Linked DNA regions of Homo sapiens: region 1 is linked to region 2. A link is an interaction called in ENCODE POLR2A ChIA-PET data of the cell type or tissue named here. Cell type or tissue: PC-9. All regions are shown on one strand. Each heading gives the region's core, and the rest is flanking DNA. Links, peaks and the distances in the headings are about the cores only.

Region 1 (4,376 bases), core at 172-4,171, 750 kb after region 2:
AGCCAGGCAACAGGGAGAACTTCCTGCTAGGACTTCCTGGATTCCAAACTGGCATGATACTGGGGGATTCCCTGAGCCCCAGGGCTTTCAGGAGGGGGTGCAGCCACAGGAACTTGGAATTGAAGGGCCCTTTGTGCACTTGGCCAGGGGAGCGCAAAAAGCCTCTGAGGGCCACTCCATGCAGGGGAGGCTGGGAACGGGAGAGGGCAGCTGTGCATGGCGGCCATGGTCAAGTGTCTTGCCTTGTTTTCTTCGCACAGCAGAAGTTGCCTTGTCAGTCCTCCTGCAAAACCTCTGTGCAATTGCTATGCTAGGAATGGGAAAGCCAGAAGGCTCCACGGGACAGAGGCAGAGGGAAGGAAGGCCCACAGCAGGGATCCTCCATGAGGTGGAGGCTTGGAACCTGCCCCAACCCTGTGTCCCCTGGCTGGGCCAGAAAGACATGGAATAGGGAGAGCAGGCAGCCTCTGGCCAGGACAGGGGGCAGGAGGAGGGGGCAGGATCCTGGGCTCTAGGCCAATCTGGACTCCACAGTGGGAGGCTGGTCTAGACATTATCCAAGGACGCCCCCAGCTCCAATCTTTCCAGGACCGACAGAGACAAGACAGGCTCCCTTCCTTTACTGTCCTTTCCAGGGCAGAGAGCACCAGCCATGCTGTGAAGCCTCATTTGCCAAAGTGTCCTGTAGATAAGAGTCAAACCGGATAATGCTTAAAAGACACTTTGGAAATGTGGAGTCAGGACTTTTATCTCCAAAGCCAAGTTCCAACGGGCAACAGAAGATGCAAAACACATTGTACCTAAGGCCTGGCCTGGGGGCTTTGGGGACGGTCGGCTTCTAGTTGACAGCTGGAAATGGAGGCATTTCTGGCAGAGAAACAGGTCTAAGGAGGCAGCGCCAGCTTCCTCAGGTCCTGTCTCTACAAGGCCCCATTGCTGTAACTAGCCAAGCCAAGCAGGCTGCCCTGCCTGGAAAACTGACTGACCTGCCCTGGACCCCTGCTTCCCTGGAACAGAGATGGGGAGCCCCATAGGCAAGCTCTGGGTTTGGAGCAAGGGGGCTGAGACTACGCCCTTGGAGACGGGTGCACCCTGGGCCCGTGTTTGTAAGTGGAGGGACACCCAATGGGGTTAAGAAGCCTCAGGAGAATTCAAGGCCCCTTGCACACCCGCTGATTGTATAGAAGAGAAAGTTCAGGCTTAGGAAGGAGGGGTCACCTGGCCAAGGTCACACAGCCCCCAAGCTGACACTCGTGAGGCTGCCTCTTCTGCCTCCCAGGTGGGAGGGCCAGGCTTCCCCATGCCAGGTGCCCCCACCCAAGTCTGGGGCAGGACGGCCGGAGCTCCATGGGGTGAGGGGGTGTGGGGTTGCTGGGCTCGGGCCAGGACTGAGATGCCACAGAAGCTGGTGTTCTGCCAGGGCGGGGCAGGCAGGCCTGGGGGCAGAGGCGGGCCTGGCCTCTCCCCACCTGGCAGAAGGCATTTCTTACCTAATAAGGTGCTTTATTCTCTGCCTCAAACAGCTTCTGACAAAGCAGGGTGGTGCAGGGGGTGGGGCCAGCTCCTGGGGCCACACCCCGCCCGCTCACCCCACTGCACCAGGCTAGGCCTTTCTGGGGGCAGCAGGGTCTGTAGCAGACCCTGGTCTACCTGAGAAAAGCAGGCGAGCTCCAGCTGGCCTCCGAGAACCCAAGCCTGGCCTAGGATGCAGGGCCCCTGTGTGCCCATCCTCACCCTTGTGGGAGGGGGCTGTCCACATGCAGTTCAGGGCCCAGGTTCCCCGAACCTGCACTGCTTTCCCCCAACACCCGGTATAAGCCAAGCTGCCTCTCCTGCCCCATCCCACACACACAGATATGCACACACTTCCTGCGCTGTCCCTGGGGGCAGTGAGGCCTGGATCCCCCAAGTAGGGAGGTCCCCCAGGACCTCCCACTGTTAGCCCAGAGAAAGCAGGTCAGGGCCGCTCCAGGGAGTCCAGCAGAGCCCTGTGTCTTCATCCTCAGAGGCAGTGGAGGGGCCTGGGCGCCAGGCCCCATGCCTGGGAGGGACAGTGACACAACTCCCCATGGGAAGATCTGGCCCCAGGCCCTGTGGGCCCCTGCCTGACTGAGCGAGGGGTGGTGTCGAGGGGGTCCTAGTGGTGAGCTGGACTGAAGTGGAGGAAGGGCCGGGACCAGGCCACACAGAGCACCTGAGGAGGAGCGTCCCAGTGGGACACATGCTAGTCGGGTGACTCTGGACAACTATTAGCAACCCCGGTGTCCGCATCTGTAAAGTGGGAACAATGCACCTTCCTCTCAGAACTGTTTCAAGGATCCAGTGGGTGCACAGTTTGGACAGATGGCACATGGTCACCTGCATATGCCCTTTATCAGGCAGCGGGGGAAGGCTCTGTGTGCCCCTCAGGGTCTCCAGCTGTGCCTGCAGGTCCCCCTCCAGGCCCTAACCAGGGAGTAACCACGAAGAGAAGGAAGGCCTTCTCAGCAAACAGCTGAGTTTGCTCCAGGAGCACAGGGCCCTTAGTCACCAAGGAGCTTCTTGGGAATGTCTCACAGCACCACCGAGGGAAAGGCACCAGTGACGGCACCCACACCAGGGGGGCCCTCCGCTCTCAGGGCGCCGTGTCCTGAGCTCCAGTGTGTGGATCTCTGTGAGTGTGGCGGTGTATGGCTCTGGTGTCCCGCCAGCAGCTCGGCCACACCCGGGTGACTCAGGGCTGCAGCACGCACCCTACCCGGCCAGTGGGAGAACAAAGCCGCCAGCTCAGGGCCTGGGCATCCAGCCTGAGTCACATACAGGCACACCCAGCCCAGCCAGGAGCCCCCACCCCTCCGGACCCACCCCAGCCCAGGGCTCAGGAGCTCCCCCAATCCCTGCCACAGTGAGGAAACCGAAGTAGCCCCTCACACTGACTGGACTTGCCCAGGTGCGACCGGCTGAGATGAGGAGCTGGGCCCAAGGAAGCCTGGAGGTCTCGCTGAGACCAGGAGCAGAAGCCCACAACCAGGCCCCCGACTCCAGCTCAGTGCAGTAGCAGGGGACAGGCCCTGGCACAGGGAGCATCAGGCCTGAGGCCCAGGAGCCCAGCTTCCCCATGGGGCTGGACTCAGAGGGAAACCAAGGCAGAAGGAGAGGACCTCAGTGAGAGCCATGGGCCTGGCTCAGTCTGGGTTGAGGACACACTGTGGACACAGCCCTGACTCCCTGCCCCTCCGTCACTCTCAAATGTGGAGGAATCATGACAAGGTGAGACGGCCAGGCCTTCAGGTGACCGCTCTGCTTAAGACAATGAGGAGCAGCCCAGCCTCCCCGCCTAGACCTGGGAGTGAGGTTTGTGAGGAAAGGGGCCAGGGCTTGCTCTGCTAAGTGCGCCAACACCACCAGCGGCTCAAAGAAGGTGCTAAGGTTCCCAGACAAGGACCCAGAGTGAGGCCGAGGCAGGAGGGCAGGCAGCAGGCAGGGGTGGGGACCCTGGATTCCCCGGCAGGGGGGAACCCCAAACCCCAGGCCCTTTCCAGTGTGAAATGGGGGCCCCTGCTTCAGCTGATACTCCATCCCTGGAGAGTCTGGGGCTCCACTGCAGGATGCCACCTCCTGGAGCCCTGGTCCAAACCCAAAGGGTGGTGGGGTCTGGCCACCAGCTGGGTCTCCAACCAAGGCCATAGCTGAGAGCAACCCTGCAAAAAGGGAGAAAAAGCCCATCAGGGACACCACAGGGCAGAACGAGCAGATCCTCGGACACTCTCAGCAGGCCCCACGCACCTGATCCTACCCCAGAAGCCCTCGCCCTGACCCAGCCTCACCCAACCCCGAGCTGTGCCCGGTGCTAACTGCAAATGGCCCTCACCCTCAGCCCTGAATCCATCCCTTCATCTGACATGGTACTAATCCCAACCCTAACCCCAAATTTGAACTGTGCCCCAAACTCTACTTGCTTCTCTGTGCTCAAGCCCTACTCCATCCTCACAACCCAGCCCTAAACCAATCCCATCCTAAACCCCAGCTCTGACCCTCACCCCTCTCAGATCATCTGTGTGCCCAAAATTCCATTGTCAGCCCAACCACTGCTCCAAAACCTAACCAGCCCTCCAAGCCTTGCCTTCCCAGGCCCTTTCTAATCCTCCTCCCTATTCTATAGCCCAGGAGCACCGCACACCTCTATCGTCTCCAGTAACCCTCCGCTAAGCCCCCCAGCATCCACACTGCCCACAAACCCCACTTGTGCTCAGACTGCCCACACTGCGCCCACACTGGCCCCCTGTCCAGCCATCAGGAGCCTCTGCTGCACCCGACTGTGCACGCCCAGGCTGGGAGCTGACACAGAGGGACAGGGGCTGGGGACATGACGTGTTCCCCACTAAGAACAGCAGACG
Region 2 (4,376 bases), core at 162-4,161:
CTGAGGTGCAGCTAAATGTCCAAGGTCACACAGCTATATATATGGCAGCTGTTTTCCACCCTGCTCCTGGTTTTCCCTGACAGTTCTGGAGTAGTGAACCATGCAATCACTGATCAGGCAGAGCTGGGTTAACCTCCCATCCCTGGGGCTATGTTGGGAATGAGCAGGGAGAAGGGGCATGGAGCCTGCCATGGGGTGGGCTTCTGTACTCATGTGGCTACCTCTGTCCCTCACCAGGTGGTCTGAGCTCGGCCTATGGGGGCCTCACAAGCCCCGGCCTCAGCTACAGCCTGGGCTCCAGCTTTGGCTCTGGCGCGGGCTCCAGCTCCTTCAGCCGCACCAGCTCCTCCAGGGCCGTGGTTGTGAAGAAGATCGAGACACGTGATGGGAAGCTGGTGTCTGAGTCCTCTGACGTCCTGCCCAAGTGAACAGCTGCGGCAGCCCCTCCCAGCCTACCCCTCCTGCGCTGCCCCAGAGCCTGGGAAGGAGGCCGCTATGCAGGGTAGCACTGGGAACAGGAGACCCACCTGAGGCTCAGCCCTAGCCCTCAGCCCACCTGGGGAGTTTACTACCTGGGGACCCCCCTTGCCCATGCCTCCAGCTACAAAACAATTCAATTGCTTTTTTTTTTTGGTCCAAAATAAAACCTCAGCTAGCTCTGCCAATGTCCTTGCTTGTGTGTGCATCTGATGTCCACTGGGGTGGGAGGGAGGTGGTCAGGAGGCCTCTTCTTGGGACTGAGAAGCTGGGAGGGGTCCAGGAAGCAGGGGGTGCACAGCGGGAAAGTCTGACCCCCTCAGCTGTTCCTAAAGAGGCTCCTTTATTGAAACCTGGTTGAAACCTTGCTTGTTGCCATAGATATCTACACCTGTATAATAGTCATTGACCTGTGCACAGTGCTTTCTGGTTTACAGTGTGCTTTCAAATCCCAAGGTTCATGTGATCTGTGCAGCAAGGCTCAAGAGGCAGGCAGAGCAAGTTTTTGAGGGCATTATCAGCAGAGAGCTTAGTGTGCTTCCCCTACACCTTGGCATCAGGACTATCTGCATATAAGGAAAGCCAGGCTCAGAGAAGCCAAGTAGTTGGCTCATCTAGAAACTAGCAGATTTGGCATTGGAACCCAGAGCTGTCCAGCTCTCAGGCTTGTACTCCTCCTTGGCCAGGCACATGGCCTTTCCTTGTGGCCAGACATGTCTTTTTATCACCTTCAATCTTTGCAGTCAGGGACTAAGGCATCCTGGCTTTTCCATCCCCTCAGAGGTTCAGAGTCTATTCTCAGCCATTGGGTGTGTCATACCCACAATTTCTAGAAGCTAGAAATTGTGGGACTTGGCCCTTCCCCACTCCACTCAGTCACAGCCACCACCCCCTTCCTATCCTTTTTACAAGCTGTGTGTATGATATAAAGGGCGTGTGTGCATTCTGTGTTTGCATGTGGAGGGTGTACTGTGTGTGCATGGGTGTGCACAGTGTGTGAAGGGGTCTGCCTGACTCTTGAGACAACCTCCAAGGTTCAGGGCAGGAGGGGTTAGGACACAGCTGGGTGGGGCAGTGCATCCCCACAGTCCTGCTCCACTGCCACAAGCACAGAGTTCCAGGCAGCCACCCTGTCCATTCAGCATTGGGCTAAGTGCACAAGCCCTTAGCACGACTGAGATGGGGGCATTTCCAGACTTTCTGAAACACCAATGGAGATTAGACAGAGACAGGCAGAGGGTACTGTGAGTGGGGACAGGCTGGTGCAGGAAGCTCCTGTCAGGCTCTGCTGTGCGGTCTCTCTCCAGGGCTCCTGTCTCTGGGTCCTCAGCTTCCCAGCCCCTGGGCTCCCCTCTGAGGGCCCCATCTCTGCACCTCCCTAACTACCACACAGTGCCTCCCTAGCTACCCACATCGATGGAGCTGGGCTTCCAGACTGAGCCCAGGAACCCCCCACTGCCAACCCCTCCCACTCAGCCCCAGGGCCAGGCCCAGGGATTTGCACACTGTCACCTTAGAGGATCTCACTCTTTGGTAGTACTCATTAACAGCACCATTATCCAGAGCAGGGGATCTATTTTGGCAGTGGTCCACAGTAAGAAATTCATTTTATCACCACCTGCAAATATGTATATATACATATATATAACTGAAACAAAAATTTCATGAAACAATACCAACCTTCTGCCTTCTGCTCACATGTAGCCTGGCCCTCAGCAAGAATCAGGTGGGTGGTGTAAGAGCCCAGCGCAGTCACAGCACCCAGTGAGAAGGATCTCTTACCATGGGTGCCCTAAGTCAATATTTTCAATTGTGCCCCTCCCAATCCTCCCTGAAGCCAGTCACCTGTCTTATCTGGCCCTGTTCCCAGAAGCAGGCATGCTGGGGGCAGCCGGGGGCCCCACCAGATAGTCTCCTGGGAGTTTCCACGCCCTGGGTGTTTGCTCAGGGAAAGGCAGGATGGCTCCAGGGAGAATTCCCTTTCCCTCCCTCCCTGCTTGCTCCTTCCAGGTTCTGGTGCATCTACCATGGGATCAAGGTCACCCAGCATTAAGGGGACACCATCCCTCCCATTTATCTTTCAGAAACTACACAGACAGAAGAGCTGGAAATCCAATGGTCATTTAGATGAGGAAACTTAGGAAGGACAGGAGCTGACATTTCTTAAATATCCATTTCACCTGCTTGTGTGTCATCTCATTTCAAGTCTCCAACGATCCTGTGAGGCAGGACTTAAAACCCCATTCATGGAGGTAGAATCAGTCTAAGCTTATGTAAGTGGTGTCCTGACTCTTGACAATACTAGATTTTTTTTTCTTTTTTCTTTTTCTTTCTTTCTTTCTTTCTTTCTTTCTTTCTTTCTTTCTTTCTTTCTTTCTTTCTTTCTTTCTTTCTTTCTTTCCTTTCTTTTTTTCTTTTCTTTTCTTTTCTTTTTTTTTTTTTGAGACAGAGTCTTGCTCTGTCACCCAGGCTGGAGTGCAGTGGTGCAGTCTCGGCTCACTGCAACCTCTGCCTCCCGGGTTCAAGCGATTCTCCTGCCTCAGCCTCCTGAGGAGCTGGGACTACAGGCACCCGTCACCACGCCCGGCTAATTTTTTGTATTTTTAGTAGAGACGGGGTTTCACTGTGTTAGCCCGGATGGTCTCCATCTCCTGACCTCCCAAAGTGCTGGAATTACAGGCGTGAGCCACTAAGCCTAGCTTTTTTTTTTTTTTTGAGTGATGGAGTTTCTCTCTTCTTACCCAGGCTGTAGTGCAGTAGCGCGATCTCGGCTCACTGCAACCTCCACCTCCCAGGTTCAAGAGTTTCTCCTCCCTCAGACTCCGAAGTAGCTGGGATTACAGGTGCCCACCACCACGTCCAGCTAATTTTTTGTATTTTTAGTAGAGACAGGGTTTCGCCATGTTGGGTAGGCTGGTCTCGAACTCCTGACCTCAGATGATCCGCCCACCTCGGCCTCCCAAAATGTTGGGATTACAGGCGTGAACCACTGTGCCCAGCCTTTTTTTAGAGACAGAGTCTCATTCTGTCACCCAGGATGGAGTGCAGTGACACAATCTCGGCTCACTACAACTTTTGCCTCTTGGGTTCAAATGATTCTCCTGCCTCAGCCTCCCAAGTAGCTGGGATTACAGGTGCCCACCACCACGCCCAGCTAATTTTTGTATTTTTAGTAGGGACGAGTTTTCACCATGTTGGCCAGGCTGGTCTTGAACTCCTGGCCTCAAGGAATCCGCCCATGTCGACCTCCCAAAGTGCTGGGATTACAGGCATGAGCCACTGTGCCTGGCCAGTAATACTAGATTTTTAACGCATATAAATGAAAACATTTTTTTTTTTTTGAGACAGAGTTTTGCTCTGTCATTCAGGTTGGAGTGCAATGGCTTGATCTCAGCTCACTGCAACCTCCACCTCCCGGGTTCAAGAGATTCTCCTGCCTCAGCCTTCCAAGTAGCTGGGATTACAGGCGTGCACCCCCATACCTGGCTAATTTTTGTATTTTTAGTAGAGACAGGGTTTTGCCATGTTGGCCAGGCTGGTCTTGAACTCCCGACCTCAAGTGATCCATCTGCCTCAGCCTCTCAAAGTGCTGGGATTACAGGTGTGAGCCACTGCACCCAGCCAACAATTTTTTTTGAATAGGTAACAAATACATTTTATATATAATTCTTTTTTTTTTTTTTTTTTGAGACGGAGTCTTCGCTCTGTCACCCAGGCTGGAGTGCAGTGACATGATCTCGGCTCACTGCCAGCTCCAGCTCCACCTCCTGGGTTCACGCCATTCTCCTGCCTCAGCCTCCCGAGTAGCTGGGACTACAGGCATCTGCCACCACACTTGGCTAATTTTTTTTATTTTTTAGTAGAGACGGGGTTTCACCATGTTAGCCAGGAGGCCTCGG

What was found. Peaks named below come from ENCODE experiments on the same cell type or tissue, not always from the same donor. Only the 100,000 strongest peaks of a DNase experiment are listed, where the experiment ranks them.
Region 1: POLR2A ChIA-PET joins it to region 2 with 5 read pairs; 10 of 35 experiments call an interaction of 5 or more read pairs at or near these places.

The regions. Positions count from the first base shown.
Region 1 is chr12:52,145,836-52,150,211 of GRCh38, reverse strand. No RefSeq gene overlaps it. Among named protein-coding and RNA genes, the nearest start is that of SMIM41-AS1, 30 kb to the right of the region's middle. RefSeq lists enhancers at 1-493, 2,553-2,847. In PC-9, for the core only: no CTCF peak of the experiment used is centred there; DNase peaks (open chromatin) are centred at 1,501, 1,971 and 2,651; H3K4me3 peaks cover 2,335 bases; H3K27ac peaks cover 4,000 bases.
Region 2 is chr12:52,893,480-52,897,855 of GRCh38, reverse strand. It overlaps KRT8 (keratin 8), which reads left to right. Exons shown (of 8, transcript NM_002273.4): 8 at 238-665. The coding sequence ends at 428. Among named protein-coding and RNA genes, the nearest start is that of MIR9898, 3.3 kb to the left of the region's middle. RefSeq lists silencers at 2,457-2,751, 3,666-3,844. In PC-9, for the core only: no CTCF peak of the experiment used is centred there; DNase peaks (open chromatin) are centred at 1,195, 2,255 and 2,585; H3K27ac peaks cover 3,066 bases.